Regions from separate parts of the Homo sapiens genome. Here region 2 is linked to region 1. Evidence: read pairs that join two places in POLR2A ChIA-PET (ENCODE). Cell type or tissue: IMR-90. All regions are shown on one strand.

Region 1 (8,000 bases):
GAACTGCTGGTGCTGATGAGGCGCCCAGCCCCGAGCTCCCCAGTGAGGTATTGCCCCGAGCTCCCCAGTGAGGTATTGAGTCAATAATTATGACAGAGCCTGGCCTGAGACTTACCATGGTCACAGCCTTTCGGACCCTGGCCATGGTGGTGAGGAAGGGAGCCATCAGAGCAGTGGCTGTGACCTGAAATCACGGGGGTAAACATAGGCCAAAAAGAAACAGACCTCACCCACCTGGAAACTATAAAGGAACAAAAGGGAGCAGGTGCACAGCTTGGGCTAAGGAGATGAAGTAGATGCAAAATCAAGACATCAACAGCAGAACCAACATATGACAATTTGTTTGCCTCCTTGTCCCCACATGTATTAGTTCATTCTCACGCTGCTGATAAAGACATACCTGAGACTGGGCAATTTACAAAAGAAAGAGGTCTAATGGACTCACACTTCCACATGGCTTAGGGAGAGGCCTCACAATCATGGCAGAAGGCAAGGAGCAGCAAGTCACATCTTACATGGATGGAAGCAGGCAAAGAGAGAGAGAGCATTTGCAGGGGAACTCCTCTTTTTAAAACCTAGATCTCATGAGACTTATTCACTATCATGAGAACAGCATGGGAAAGACTTGCCTCCATCATTCAATTACCTCCCACCGGGTCCCTCCCACAACACGTGGGAATTAAAGATGAGATTTTGTTGGGGACACAGCCAAACCATATCACCATACCTCTCTAATCTTCAATAACAGGTCCCATGTAACCACTAAACCTTGAAGTTCAGCACTGCTGCCCAGGTTGGAGTGCAGTGGCGCAATCTTGGCTCACTGCAACCTCTGCCTCCCAGGTTCAAGTGATTCTTGTACCTCAGCATCCTGAGTAGGAGGCTGGGACTACAGGCACACGCCACCATGACTGGCTAATTATTATTTTTCTTGCATTTCTTTTTTTTTTGGTAGAGACGGGGTTTCACCATGTCAGCCAGGCTGGTCTCAAACTCCTGGCCTCAAGTGATCCGCCCACCTTGGCCTTCTAAAGTTGAATCAACCTTTTTTTTTGAGATGGAGTCTTGCTCTATCGCCCAGGCTGGAGTGCAATGGCACAATCTTGGCTCACTGCAACTTCCACCTCCTGGGTTCAAGCAGTTCTCCTGCCTCAGCCTCCCAAGTAGCTGGGATTACAGGCTGTGCCACCATGCCTGGCTAATTTTTTGTATTTTTAGTAGAGACAGGCTTTCACCATATTGGCCAGGCTGGTCTTGAACTCCTGACCTTGTGATCTGCCCACTTTGGCCTCCCAAGGTGCTGGAATTACAGGCGTGAGCCACCGTGCCCGGCCGAATCAACCTTTTTCTCAGTGCAGGTAGGCAGGGAGCCTGAGGGTTCATGGCTCAGCATCTTAGCAGTTCAGTATTCTTGCTGCTAGTCCTTCTCTAATTTTGGACACCAAAGTCCCCAGAAATTAGGCTGCTGCATCTTCAACCGGTTCCTTGAAGGTAGGCTGCCTCACTGACTTAGATTCCTGGTTTATCACCTTGTTCCATCCAATGATTAGAAATCCTTCCTAGTGCTCTAAACCCTTCAGGGGCTGGCCCAAATCACACAGCTAGTAAGTCTGGGAGTAAGGGTTTAAACCCAGTTATATATGACTTCAGGTACTCAACAAATGCCACTGCTTAATCACATAGCAAAAGCCCAGCCTCAAAGAAAAAATAAAGTCTCTTTTGCATGAGATACCTAGAGGTGTTTCATGTATGTATCATTTTAGACCCCAGTGGGCCCAAAATACATTAGGAGAAAGAAGAGAAAGAACAAACTGTCATCTTCCTACTGCTCATTCCCACTACTTAGTGAAGGGAGTTGGCAGAATCACTCTCAGTAGTAGAAATTAGCCCCGGGACTGGGTATTGGCCTTGAGAAGCCAATGGACACCAATGGACCGTGACCTCAGACCAGCACCACGTGACACTAAGGACGGCTCTTCAGTGGCATCATCACCCAACAGTATCTGTCCATGCCTAGCTAGATGCCGAGAAGATTTTCCCACCCAAGAGAAATAGAAAGTGATAAATTCCACAGGCTCCACAGGAAAAAAGATGTCTTCCTGTCAAGGAGATGAGGTGTGAGACAACGTTTACTGATAACTTCAGGGGTTCCAGATAGGCCCTCTAGTTTGCTTGTGCCTATAAGCTGAGTTACTTGGGAGGCTGAGGCAGGGGGCTCAATTTTTTTTTTAATTAGCTGGGTGTGGTGGCATCCACCTGTAGTCCCCACTACTCAGAGGCTGAAGCAGGAGAATCACTTGAACCCAGGAGTTTGAAGCTGTAGCGAGCAATGACTGTGTGCCACTGCATTGCAGCTTCCAGAGAGACAGTCTCTTAAATTTTTTTTTTTTTTTTTTTTTTAGATGGAGGGGATGGGAGTGGAGAGAGAGAAGAGGAAATAAGCAGGATGCTGATGGCTCATTCTGGGGCATGCGAATGAGTGCCTGTGGGACTTTCAGTGGAGAAGGACTAGAGGACTGAGGGCTGGGCTGCATATAGAAATTTACAAGTCACAAAACACAGGGCCTTTGAGAGAAGATAAGTGACTTGAGGAGAATGAACAGGGAGACAAAGGAAATGATTTAAGGATGAGTCTCTGAGAATGATCAAAATTTAGGGGAGAGGGAGCCTGGGAAAAAGCCCAAGAGGAGCTTCCACAGAAGGAGGAGGAAAACAAGTTAAGTATGGGAGTCTCACAGATTTCTAGTGGGGAGAGTGAGGAGGAGGAGGAAACTGTCAACCACTGCAATGCTGTAAAGAGGTTAGTGTGATGAGGGTAGATGCATGGCCACTGGATTTGGCAACTAGCAAGTCCTTGCAATGGCATGCTTTAGGATGGGGCTAAAGGTGAACAAGGGATAAGACAGGCAGTATGGGCAGATGATTCCTTCAAAAACCTGTTTCTAAAGGGGAGAAGAGGGTGGTAGCTAGAAGACTGAAGGGATCCAGGGAGTGAAAAGGTTTTGTTCCTAATGTTTTTGTTTTAAATGAGAAGTTCAAGCAAGTGTCTATAAGGCAGAGAGCGTGCAGAGGCCCATCTGAAGACACAGGACACAGGAGGAGGACTCCTTAAAGACTCAGGAAGGGATGGGATTCAAACACTCAGGTGAAGGGTATGAGCTTATGGAGGAGGAAAGCCAGTGCTGTTGAGATAGAAGAAAGGTGGATGCTGGCAAATGTGAAAGCAAGTAGGTAGCACGAAAAGTTGAGGGGACCTCGTACCCAATGTCCTCTGTTTTCATGATGAACCTAACCTGGAAGAGGGAGAAGTGAGGGAGGTGACACACGGGATCGGGCTCCAGGGATGTGGTACATGAGGACTAGAAGAGTTGAAACTGATATTTAAAAATATTTAATTATCCTTATCTCATCACTATACATTATTTGTACTGAAACATCATTATGTACCCCATAAATATGTACAATTAAATGTCCATTTAAGAAAATAAAAAATTAAACAAATTTTAAAGAGATATTTTAAAGAAATAATGACTAAGATATTGTCTCTGCCTTTAAGGAGCTTACATTCTGCAGGAAAGAGCAAATGAAATAATTCCTACAGTACAGATAAAATAAGTGCTTTAGAAAGTAGGTCCAATACCTGCAATACAAAGACAGCAAACTCAACTTTGGAGCTTTTACTTTGGAGGAGGTTGGAGAGGTAACTATTTATTTGCCCTGGGCAGAGTATCAGGTTTCATCACAGTTCTAATAGATTAAGAACAAGATGACAGGATGATTTTGGCGGTGGGGGTGGGGAGGGGGAAGCAAATCAAAAGGCCCTGAAAAAAACAAAAACACGAGGAAAAAAAAACAAAAAACAACTTTTCTTTTAGATGCAGAAGATATGTTGGGAGAGGGCTTCGGAGATAAATCTTTGTTTTATAAGATTCTTCCATACCGTACAGATAGGAGGTAAGTGATGAAATAAGCGAAGAATTGAAAAGGATGACCAAAAATAGCCCACCAGTGTATATCAGTACAACCTGAATGAAGGCCAGTTTGACAACATCTAGCAAATGATTTTTAAAATAACATACCCATCAAAAGATTGGAAGACAACCTAAATGCCCATTAGCAGCAGACTAGTTAACTCAGTGTGGTATATCCATATAATGGCTGTTAAAAAGGATGAAGTATCTCTATACATACTGATATGGAAATATCTCCAAATATATTGTTACACTGGAAAGATGCAGAATTACATGTACAGTCTGCTACAGTATGTGGGGAAAATCACATGTGTGTATATTAACGTAAAGAGTAGTTTTGGAAGGACACTTAAGAAACTAGATACAATGACTGCCTCTGGGAAGGAAAACTTATTTTCACTGTATTTCATTTTGTAACTTTTCAAATTTTATACTATACGCATGTATTACCTATTGAAAAGCAAAGTATTTTTAAAATAGTCTTTCATTTTGAAAATACAATTCACTGTAGCTTGAGAGTTAAAAAAAAAAAATTAAACAGCTATTTTTTCAGTTAAACAGCTGACTTTCTCAATGATGCGAAACATTTAATAAGCATTCCTAAAGAGCATGGCATACTAATTTTACATTTTGGGATCACTTTGATCTTTAAGAACTTAAAGAAATATTTTCCTAAAGTACATCACATCATGAGCATATCAGTAAGTCAGAAGATGGTTTAATTTTAAAATTTAGCAAACTAAGTTTTGTGTGTGGGTGTAATTCAAACAAAGCCCTTTTGTTGCATTCCTAACCACAAACAAGGAAGCTTAACTGCGTGGGATGGGTAGGCTGATGAAACTGGAATTCGCAAGTGACATGATGTCCTTCTTAGATGATTTTGCCCTAACACAGAGAGATTCAGGAATGCAAAACAAGTTTCTGAGAAATCTACAGTAAGTTCAGTATTTTAAGCAGTATTCACTAATCACCTATGTGCCTTCAACCTTGTTAAATTATAGTTGGAGCTCTGCAAGGTCTTGGAAGGCCTAAGAGTTTATAATCTTGCTGGGGAGGCTCAGATGCAAGAAAAACTATTAAACAAAGTCAGAGCATCATTCATTCACTCAAAAAATATTTGAGTGCCTACTGAGTGCCAACCACCATTCTAGGCACTTGACGAGTATTTTCTCACTTAGCCTTTATATTACCTTTATGATACAGGACTATTAATGAGGAAAGTGAGGTAAATACAGAATAAACAATGTGTTCACTGTCACAAATGTAGTGAGCAGCACAGCTACTAAACCCAGGCATCTCTCTCCAGAGCCTGTGCTTTTAATTTGCAAGTAAGGAGCACTGTGCAATGAGGTGGGAGAGGCAGAGGAGGGAGACAGGGAGTAAGCAAGTAAGCAAATCAAACAAGATATTCTCATATAGTTATAAGGGTTCTGAAGGAAATAAAACTGGGTAATGTGAGAGTGTGATGGAAAGTCCCCATTTAAGTCAGAGACAGCCTCTATGAGCAAGTGACATTCAAACCAAGACCTAAATGATAAGAAATAATTAACCATGCAAAGAGCTAGGAGAAGAATATATAGCTCCAAAGGAAAAATGAATGCAAAATCCTTGAGAGGAGGAATGAGTTTGGGTTTTTAAAGAATACAAGAGAGTATAGCCAGAGCCTTGTGAGTGAAGAGCAGATGGTATAAAATTCAGATCATATTGGGCCACCGAGGCTGTAGAGGCATTTTGGATACAAAAAGCTCACATGAATGGGGTCTGAAGTCAGCCAGAAGGCTTAGTAGTACAGTGGGACTTCAGATGACCTTGAAAGATTGGTATGCTTTGGATAAATGGAGAAAGTGACAACTATTAGTTGGAAAATAAAAAATTCTAAGAACTAATTTTTTTGTTGATGCTATTCTTTAACGAACTGTTATGACACATGTTGCATGGGCTCTTCTCGGTGCAGTGTTATAAAACTCTGCCAGTTATCAACTGGACCCGAGTCAAGTGTATAAGAATACAAAATATACTCAGACTACCAGCACCACAAAATAAAAGTTACCATATTTCTTAAACCCCTTACTAACCCATCAACCTCTCCATCCATTATTGTTTAGTGCGCAATACTATGAGACAAAGTCCATCATAAGAAAGTTCTAATCAAACACCCCCATATCCCCCAAAAAAGAAACAAAATACATCAATATATTCTGCAAATTAGGTCTATTAAATTAAAATTTCAAATATTTGAATTGTAGATCTTCATCATATTCTTATTGAACACTGTGCTTAGCTGGGGATAAAGCACTGGTTTTTTTTTTAACTTTAATTTTAGGGGTACACATGCAGGTTTGTTATATAGGTAAGCTTGTGTCATGGACTGGGGGTGTTATATAGATTATTCCATCACCCAGGCACTAAGCCTAGTACCCAATAGTTATGTTTTCTGATCTTCTCTCTCCTCCTACCCTTCACCCTCAAGTAGGCCCCAGTGTGTGTTGTTCCCTTCCATATGTCCATGTGTTCTCATCATTTAGCTCCCACTTATGAGAACATGCAGAATTTGGTCTTCTGTTCCTGCGTTAGTTTGCTAAGGATAATGGCCTCCAGCTCCATCCATGTTCCTGCAAAAGACATTATCTCATTCTTTTTTACGGCTGCATAGTATTCCATGGTGTATAGGTAGCACATTTTCTTTATCCAATCTGTCATTGATGGCCCTTTAGGATGATTCCATGTCTTTGCTATTGTGAATAGTAAAGCATTGTTTTTAAAGATTCTTTTTACATGCCACTGCTGTTTTTCCCCATTTTTCCTCATGTATTTTTAAAATTATGAAATCGTTTTTTGAGGCAGGGTCTCACTCTGTCACCCAAGCTGGAGTGCAGTGGCATGATCATAGCGTACTGCAGCCTTGAACTCCTGGGCTCAAACAATCCTCCCATCACAGCCTCCTAAGTAGCTAGGACTATAGCACGTACCCCTATGCCTTGCTTATGAAACATTTTAAACATATATAAATGTATCTGGATTAATATAAATAACCATGTATGCATCATCAAAATTTATAAAGTTTATAAAGTCTTCATATTTTCCCCATATTTACTTCTGGTATTCCTCCTCCACCACACCCATTTCTCTTGCCCCTACAAGCTAACCACTGTAGTTAATTTCTTAAGTATCTTTTCCAGTGTTCTGTTATGCAAATACAGGCAAACATGAACATATAATCTCATTTCACTCCTTTCCCAAAAGAAACTTCATGGCCTGTTCTATCCCTTGCTTTTTTACTCAACAATACATATTCAGCTGGGCATGGTGGCTCACGCCTGTAGTCCCAGCTACTTGAAAGTCTGAGGTGGTAGAATTGCTTGAGCTCAGGAGTTTATGATCAGCCTGGGCAAAACTGAGACCCCCTTCTCAAATAAAAGCCCTCAAACATATTGAAGATCATTCTATACCAGTATTTACAGAGCTTCCTCATACCTTTATTTCCTTTCAGCTACCTAGTACTCCACCGTATGCATATATTTGTTTAACCAGACCCCTTTTGTAGACACTTTTTCATGTCTAGTCTTTTGCTATTACAAATAATGCTGCAATGAATAACCATGTCCACATAGTGTTTTCTATGTATGTTGAAATGTCTGCAGAAATTCTTTTTTTTTTTTTGAGACGGAGTCTCGCTCTGTCACCCAGGCTGGAGTGCAGTGGCGGGATCTCGGCTCACTGCAAGCTCCGCCTCCCGGGTTCACGCCATTCTCCTGCCTCAGCCTCCCAAGTAGCTGGGACTACAGGCGCCCGCCACTACGCCCGGCTAATTTTTTGTATTTTTAGTAGAGACGGGGTTTCACCGTTTTAGCCGGGATGGTCTCGATCTCCTGACCTCTTGATCCGCCCGCCTCGGCCTCCCAAAGTGCTGGAGAAATTCTTAAAAGTGGAGTTGCTGGCTCAAAGGGTAAATGCACTTCCAATTTTGATAATTACTGCTAAATTGCCCCCTTTCACATTTTAAAAAGGAAATAAACTCAATATGAACAA
Region 2 (8,000 bases), 250 kb before region 1:
TATCATTATCATCATGTTGATATGTCTGAATAATCAAGTAGGGCCCAAGTAGAACACAGGGAAAATGCAACTGCATACAACAATCCGTTATAAATCCCATCAGCTCTCAAAAAGAGATGATAAAATATGTGCAAGAGCACAGGTTACATTTTTACTCATGTTGTTACCACAAAGCACAAAAGGTTTGGGTCAGCAGCCCAGACTTCTCAGCAAGATCGGGTCCAATTCCACATCAATGGTCCTAGATTGATAGATTAAGAGTATGGGATATGTGAATGGGAATATGTTTCTGACAGTCTTGATAGCATGATTACAGGGAAGCATTAAGCTAAAATCAAAACTTGAAAGATTATAGCTTGGCAAGAGATCCTTGCTGTAATCCATACGATCTGTAGGAAGGAAAAACTGAAGTTAAATGAGACTCAGGGTGAAAGACAAACCAGAATTAGCAAAAATCTTAGGCACTGATCCAGGTGGCTGCCATTAAACACTCCCAAAGCCTAATGGTCCATTTGAATAATTATTACTCACATAGATAAAATGAATGGCAAGCTAAGGGAAATAAGTGATGATTACACTGGCAAAAACAAGAACTACTTTCCCATTTGAATTTGAGAAAAATCCAAGCCTCAAATCCCTTCCCACATAGAGAGGGTCAGACCACGTATCTCACTGTAATCATGGCTACACAGAGTTAAGCCTCTTTTGCCACAACTGCACCAAATGTACACACTTAGGTTGCTTATTACCGGGAGTGGGTTTAGCGCAATGTGGCAGCTGCAGCCACCGATATAAGGAAACAAGGCTTGGCAGCAATTCCCCACGATTCCTTCTCAGTTCCACTTCCTATCCACCCTTTAGCCCGGATATTAATAATTCAGAAGACAGTGTGACAGCCACAAGTCACATGCATGAACACCCAAGAAACAATCACTGTAAAACCTGATGTGTTTGGACAGACAAACTTGTGAAGCTTTAGTCCCCATGGAGAACAGAGCACCAATAAATGTACCTCATACTTCACCTCATATTCTGGGATCAAGGTGGAAAAGTAGATCACTATCTTTTCAAAGTATCAGTTTAAAGTTGCTGGGAGTACCTATATGATGAAGGTTAAAATACCCAGAGAAGGAAAAAAGGCAACAGGCTCTACCACTTTCTTATCCACAGAACAAAAAAAGAGGGGTCTGCCATTTCCCTAGATCAATCAATCAAAAAACAATTTTATCAAACATTTATGAAAAGACCACAATACTAAGTATGGTTTAGCAAAAACAAACAAGGCATTCAAAGGTCACCATGCTTGATGCTTGGTCTACCCTTCAAGCTTCTCAATATGTCCCTCCTTCCACTCCAGCCATCAGGAAAATAATGTTTATTGGGTGCTTGTTTGCCCCCACTTTTTTTTTTTTTTGACATGGAGTTTCTCGGCTCACTGCAACCTCTTTCTCCCTGGTTTAAGCAATTCTCCAGCCTCAGCATCCCAACTAGCTGGGATTACAGGCGCCCACCAGCACGCTCGGCTAATTTTTGTATTTTTTAGTAGAGACGGGGTTTCATCATGTTGGCCAGGCTGTTCTTGAACTCCTGACCTCAGGTGATCCGCCTGCCTTGACCTCCCAAAGTGCTGGGATTACAGATGTGAGCCACCATGCCTGGCCCTTTGTTTGCCCTTTTAAAAACCTTCCCATTTAATCCTTATAACTTGTGAAGTAGATACTATTGGCTCCATTTTACAGAGAAGGAAACTAAAGTTCAATTCATGGCAGAACCAGCATTCAAACCAGTTTTGCCAGATTCTAAGTCCACCACCGCCCATACACTAAACTGGACAACTGACTCTTTTCAAAGCATACCGACCTCTGCACAGAGCATGCCTCCACCTTCAACTCCACTTGTCAAATCCTACTCATCCTCAAAATTCCAGGCAAAATGCCACTTTCTTCACTAAGCCTTCCCTGGTTCCTTGAATTAGACACCATTGCTTCTTATTTTATAAAGGTCCACTCTATTTGGGTCCTTGGTCACATCTTGCATCTAGCAGTACACTTAGTTTCTCACTTGGTCAGGCCCCCAAAAGAATGTACATTTTTTGAGGACAGGAACCCTGTCTTATTCATCTTACTTTGAACTGTATGTACCATGACATCACAAGTAGCCAGGGCCATATGTTTAGGATGAATGAATGCAGCAACTTATTTCTCACAAAGTCTATACAACCTGACTTCCCCAACCAAAAACAACAGCCATGGAGCAGCAGTGCAGTGATAGAGAATTCATGGGAGGGAGCATTCACTATGGGCTGAAATGCCCATGGTATGTTTGATGGAGGAAGTGAAGTTTAAGAGGGCCCTTGGAAAATGGAGAAAAGGGATGTCAATACTCCAGCCACATGCTTCAGTATGAACCCTTCCCAACACTTAGTCACAATCAACTGCAGGGAGGGAGAGACACGGTAGTGAAGAGGTCAAACGTTGTAGGGGTGTTTGCTCTCAGGAAATAAACTATTCTGCTAAAGTTCACAAGTATAAAGCTCTTATTTTATACATATATGGCAGGCATTATGCTGAGTATTTTACATAGGTCTCATTTACTTCTCACAATCGCCTCTGAGGTGTGCACCGTTATTATTCCCATTTTACGGTGGAGGTCAGTGAAGCTCTAAGAGATTAAGCTGCTCAGGGTTGTGCAGCAAGTAAGTGGTAGGGCCAGGAGTCAAAGCCAAGCAGGCTTCCTCCAAAGCCCAGGCCACTACATTAGTAGAGCCTGGGAGTCTAGAAAAGTTACCTCTGGTCAACCTTTTATAAACCAGAGAGTGATGTGTGTGTTGGCCATCAAGGGACATGCGTGGCCCACCCAAGCACATCACACTACAGAAGTCACCAACTTCCAAGGTGAGAAATCGCTGGAGAGGTAGGTTGTCATGGTGCACAGGCCCTATTCCACCAAGTAAGAGCACACAAGGAAAGCAACGTGGGAGCTACGGGAAGTGGGAACAGCAGGAAACAAGAGAAGGAAGAATCCAAGAAGAGACCTCCACCACCAGCTGCTGGAGTGGATTTCTTATATTTCTCACAGAAAAGAAGCAGAGTAAGTCTAACCCAGAGAGTACAGATTAAGGTTAGGCAGCCTACAGCAATCACTCTTACTCTCTCTCACACTCTTCTAAGAGCAAGGATTATCAAGTCTCCTTTCTTACTTTTCTCTGGCAAAGCTGTAAGAATTAGTTGCAGAGAAAAATCAACCAAAGCTTACATAGAAGTTGCAAAGAAAAACAAGAAAGGATGCAGTTAGCAGTCCTGACTGATTAAAACCACATGACTAACATATCAGATATTCCCACCACTTCCTCCTTAGCTTCTTATAGACTACTGAGGAGCAAACACACATATGCTTGTATTACCAAAAACAAACAAACAAATAACCTTTCGGTAGTATGGGCTAGAGAAGAAATATTTTCTGTATCTCTACCTAGTATGTGCAAGGAACTGGTAAGCCATTTTATCAACTTAATCATCCTAAAAAAAAAAAAAAAAGACGAACCTTTTGGGATAAGAGGACATCCCCAGACTCACTCCTTCATCCTTTTTAGAAAGGCTAAAAATGCTCATTACCTGGTATTAAAATTAGACTAATGAAAAAAAATATTGATTTACTGATGAAACTCCATTATCCACTTCTGAGCTTATATTTAAAAATAAGTCTTTAAAAACTAGCAATACTTTTACTCTCAGGAAAACTAATATTCATTATTCTAAAGCCTACCCTGAGCTAGGCATTAGTTGGTAATTTCACTTGTGCTGTTTCACTTAATAAATACAATATTTACTTAGACCCCCATTTCTGAAGGCATTTTAATTACACTCACATTCCTTTACATGCACTTCTCTGCAACTTGCAATTTGGAACAAATGTTCAACCACTAGCCACCATGGCAGCAACATAAAATACCTGTTTTGTTGATTTCCTAACAATCCATGAGGTAATTACAAATAGTTTACTCAGGCCCTTGGAAACCATGTTCAGATATCATCTACTTAAGCAGTAATATTTTTGTAAGTGTAACAAAGGGGAGAGCATTCTAAAATCAAACTTTAAAAAATTCAAAGTCACATATTATTTACTGCCATATTCTCTCTCTCTTGAGCTTTTTACTATGGTTTAAATTTCTCTCCCACCAAAAATGCTTTCTTTAGAACACTATACTCTTCTTTCTCTACCTCATTCCATGTTATATTGTGTAGCTGGGCTTATCTACCTTAAGGCAAATAAGGAAAAAAACATAAAAACTACTTTAACCATTATATTCCATAGCTAAACATCCATCAGGGCTTCCAATCCTATTTCAGCTAGGTTGGCTATAAGTGACAGGGACCACCACTTCTCTGGTTTTCAGTATCATCATCTGTAACATAGATGGGTGGAGAAGGGTCATTGAGGAAAGGTACATAAACTCTAGTTGTTAAATTACGGGATTCTAACATTTGCAATGGGATAAAAGATTAAAGGCTGCCAGAGCCTATGTCAGAGTGGGTATCAGACTTCAAATAAAACCTCACTAGAGGTATTGGGTCATCAAAACAAAAGTCTAAAATGCTGACGCCAAGCAAGAAGATACTACAGAGTGGGATGGCTCCCAACATAAGTCAAATAGCGGGTTACCCTTTCCAAGAAGTGCAACTTTATGATTGTTTAGATACCACAAAATCAGCCTATTATCTAGTGGAAAGGAGAACAACCAACGAGTCTTTGAGGGCCAGGATCAATGTGACATAGAAGGCTTAGAACGGTTGAAAGCCATTGTCGTCTGACAGTCAAACATTCAGACACCAAGAAATCTCATCACTCTAGTCCCAAAGTTGAGCTTGCAAGTCTCCAGTTCTGTGTATTCATGCAGCAATTAGGGAATCACAAGCCTTGGATCTTATGTTAACACAAGTATAGGAAGTGAAAAATAATTCTGATGGGTGAGCCAGGTATCAAAAGGGGTATTTTAAAAAACTGGTCCTAGAAAGATGCAAGAGATACAAGCCAAAAAAAAGCAGAAAATGTTGAATACAAAATACAGTATTTACTGTTTCCTCAAGTACTAAAAACCAGAGGTTTCTTTAAGTATATAAGTAGATACCTCATAATCTTTTACAACATGTCCTTACCATGTAAAGAAAATAGAACAAACACTCACATACCCAACACCCAGCCCAAAAAACAACACATTAACAAAAGCTTTGAAGCCCCATGGTATCCTGTGAGATGGCATCACTCTCCCTCTGTACTGGAGGTAAACACTATCCTGAATTTGCCTTAAACTCTTTTCTTGTTTTTCTTTATAGTGTTACCTTATACACTACTATCAGGACACAGTCACTAACTTCAAAATAACAAAAGTGCTTACTTCCTTCTCCAAGTTATCTGTAGGAAATTCAGAACTCCTCCTTAGAGAAGACTGAAGGTAAAGATACAGAGAGTAGATGAGTTACTTTAAAGAAAGTGGTTCTCAAAATTTGGTAAGAGAATCCTTGGGTCCTCCCCAAGAACCTTTTAGGGGTATATAAGTTCCTCCTTTTCCAACCACATACCTATGTGAGGTTGGATCTTCAGGTACTTCAACCAAAAGAATACGCTGCATCAGAGTGAATGAAATACAGATCTGATGACCCAGCTGTCCATTAAGTCAGACATTAAAGAAATTTGCAAAATGTGAAACAATGCATCTCAGCTAATTTTTTGACTTGAAAAATGTATTTTTCATAAAACAATGTTATTTACATTAACATGTAATAAGTTTATTATTGTTATTTTAAGTGAATAAGTAAATATATTTCAAACTTGAAGTAATAATAATAGAAGCGGATTGAAGTTGCAACAAAAACCTATGGGAATGGCTACGGGAAGTACTTCATGTTTGTAGAAAGTATACCAACTAACCAAAAATGCCCCAAGCTGACATAGTCATAGTAAACACTTTGGGATGGTAGAAAGAGTTTTCCAACCACGTTCTATGTTGTCCGCAAGGCATTAGTTATTCTTTAGTCCTAGAGATACACACACGAGAGGCACCAAGAGTAACTCAAGCTGTGTTCAATAAGCCTTTTAAAAGGGCTTACATTTCTTTTTTTTTTTTTTCTTTTTTCTTCTTTTTTTTTTTTGAAACATAGTCTTGCTGTCACCCAGGCTGGAGTGCAGTGGCGCAATCTCTGCTCACTGCAACCTCTGGGTTCAAGCAATTCTCATGCCTCAGCCTTCTGAGTGACTGGGATTACAGGCACGTGTCACCGCACCTGACTAATTTTTGTATTTTTAGTAGAGATGGGGTCTTGTCATTTTGGCCAGGCTGGTCTTGAACTCCTGGCCTCAAGTGATCTGCCTGCCTCGGCCTCCCAAAGTGTTGGGATTACAGGCATGAGCCACCACACCCACCCAAGCGCTCACATTTCTTACAAAGGGTAGCTTACCATAAAATATCCAACTGCATTGAGGACCTAAGTTAAACTTGATTCATTCCATCTGCAGCCCAGCTCCAACAGTGAGATTCTTTTCACCATAAATAAACCAGTGTCCAGGGTCCTAAACACAAGATCGGTGACTAGAAGGGGAGTTTGGGTTTTCTCCACTTGGCAGTGTGAAACGACTGAAGAATCTGTCTACAAATGACCTATCTAGAACGCCTTAGTTCTACTGTCCTTGGGTTTGTAGTGTGGGCAAGTGTCAGGGGATTTGGCTCCAGTTCTGAGCCTATGGGTCTTAAGCAGGTCACTCACTCTCCTGGGTCTTGGCTTCTTTCTCTGTAAAATAAAAGGGCTAGATGAGATTGTTTCTTTGTGAGCCCTTCCTGCTCTAACACTCTATGAAATCTCCAGTAACAAAAACCTGAAGTGGTATTCACTTTGCCTCCCCAGCATCCGGTACAGGGATTGGCAGAGTGTTGAGGCACAACATGAGTCACTGACCTTTAAATAGTGGACCAGTACCATGGCAAAGGGGGATAATTTTAAGAAAGAAAGAGGACAACAGGAAAAGGAATTAGGAAGAGTCACGGGACATCTGGGATGTTTTTGTCCCAATTTCAACTGCTAGTGGGTAGAACTTATGAACACCACCAATATGAGAGGGGAGAGAAACCAATTCTTTAGGCTCAAATGAGGGGACAACATGTGAGTGATCAAAAGATTGCTGGAAAAGCATAGATCCAAAGCCAGAAGCTGTATTCTGGGGCTCAAATGAACCCTACTTCTCTAGAGACCACAAAATGCCTTGATTTATGAGGAGAGGTAAAAGTGGTATCAAATCACCAAAACTATTAGTGATACGAATATAAAATGTTGGTGGTGTATTGAAATAGTGCCAGGACCACCGCTCTGGAAATAGTGGCTTAGTGCTTTACATCTCTAAAACTAGCTAACATTCAGAAGGTATTATTTATATGCCAGGCACTGGTCTAAGGTGCATAAAAAATGCATTAAAGTGTACATCCTCGCAGATGTGGAAACAAAGTCACAGAGACACAAAGAAATTCGCCCAAGTTCTTAGAGCAAGTAAGTAACAGAGCCTGGGTTCTAACCCGCTTTAACACTATGAAATTATACCAGTGAATCGCTTCAGAATATTTCCAAATAAATAGATTTTGGTTTCTGTGCTGTTTGCTCGATTTGTGTCATACAAAAAGTAGTAGACAAATTTTCACCAAAATGTAAGGTTATGTTTGGGATGGTCTGAGGAAATCCATGCTGAGCTGTGTGGAGAGCTGAAGAGCTGATGAGGAACCTTGGGAGAGGGCCCTCCTCTGGGCATCAACAGCTGAGCTGCCTCCCTTGTGCTGCGCTGCGTGGCTGCTCCACACACACGTATGCTGTATCATGCACACACGCACTGCAAGCCACAGCCAGTTCCCTTGCACCAGAGTGACAGGTGGGTTTCTCTGGACCTGACTGACTGAAGGGATGCTGTGGAACAAGGCTGGGGCTGGAAAAGAGAGGCAGACCCGTCTGTCATCCTGGTGG

Evidence for each region. Peaks named below come from ENCODE experiments on the same cell type or tissue, not always from the same donor. Only the 100,000 strongest peaks of a DNase experiment are listed, where the experiment ranks them.
Region 2: POLR2A ChIA-PET joins it to region 1 with 11 read pairs; 3 of 35 experiments call an interaction of 5 or more read pairs at or near these places.

Annotation. Positions count from the first base shown.
Region 1 is chr4:76,720,942-76,728,941 of GRCh38, reverse strand. All of the region lies in intron 3 of SHROOM3 (shroom family member 3), which reads right to left. The region is part of intron 2 of SHROOM3-AS1 (SHROOM3 antisense RNA 1); the gene reads left to right. Among named protein-coding and RNA genes, the nearest start is that of SHROOM3-AS1, 78 kb to the left of the region's middle. In IMR-90, a CTCF peak has its summit at 5,336; DNase peaks (open chromatin) are centred at 4,791 and 5,321; H3K27ac peaks cover 3,867 bases.
Region 2 is chr4:76,973,263-76,981,262 of GRCh38, reverse strand. All of the region lies in intron 1 of SEPTIN11 (septin 11), which reads right to left. Among named protein-coding and RNA genes, the nearest start is that of SEPTIN11, 28 kb to the right of the region's middle. In IMR-90, no CTCF peak of the experiment used is centred here; a DNase peak (open chromatin) is centred at 3,322; H3K27ac peaks cover 598 bases.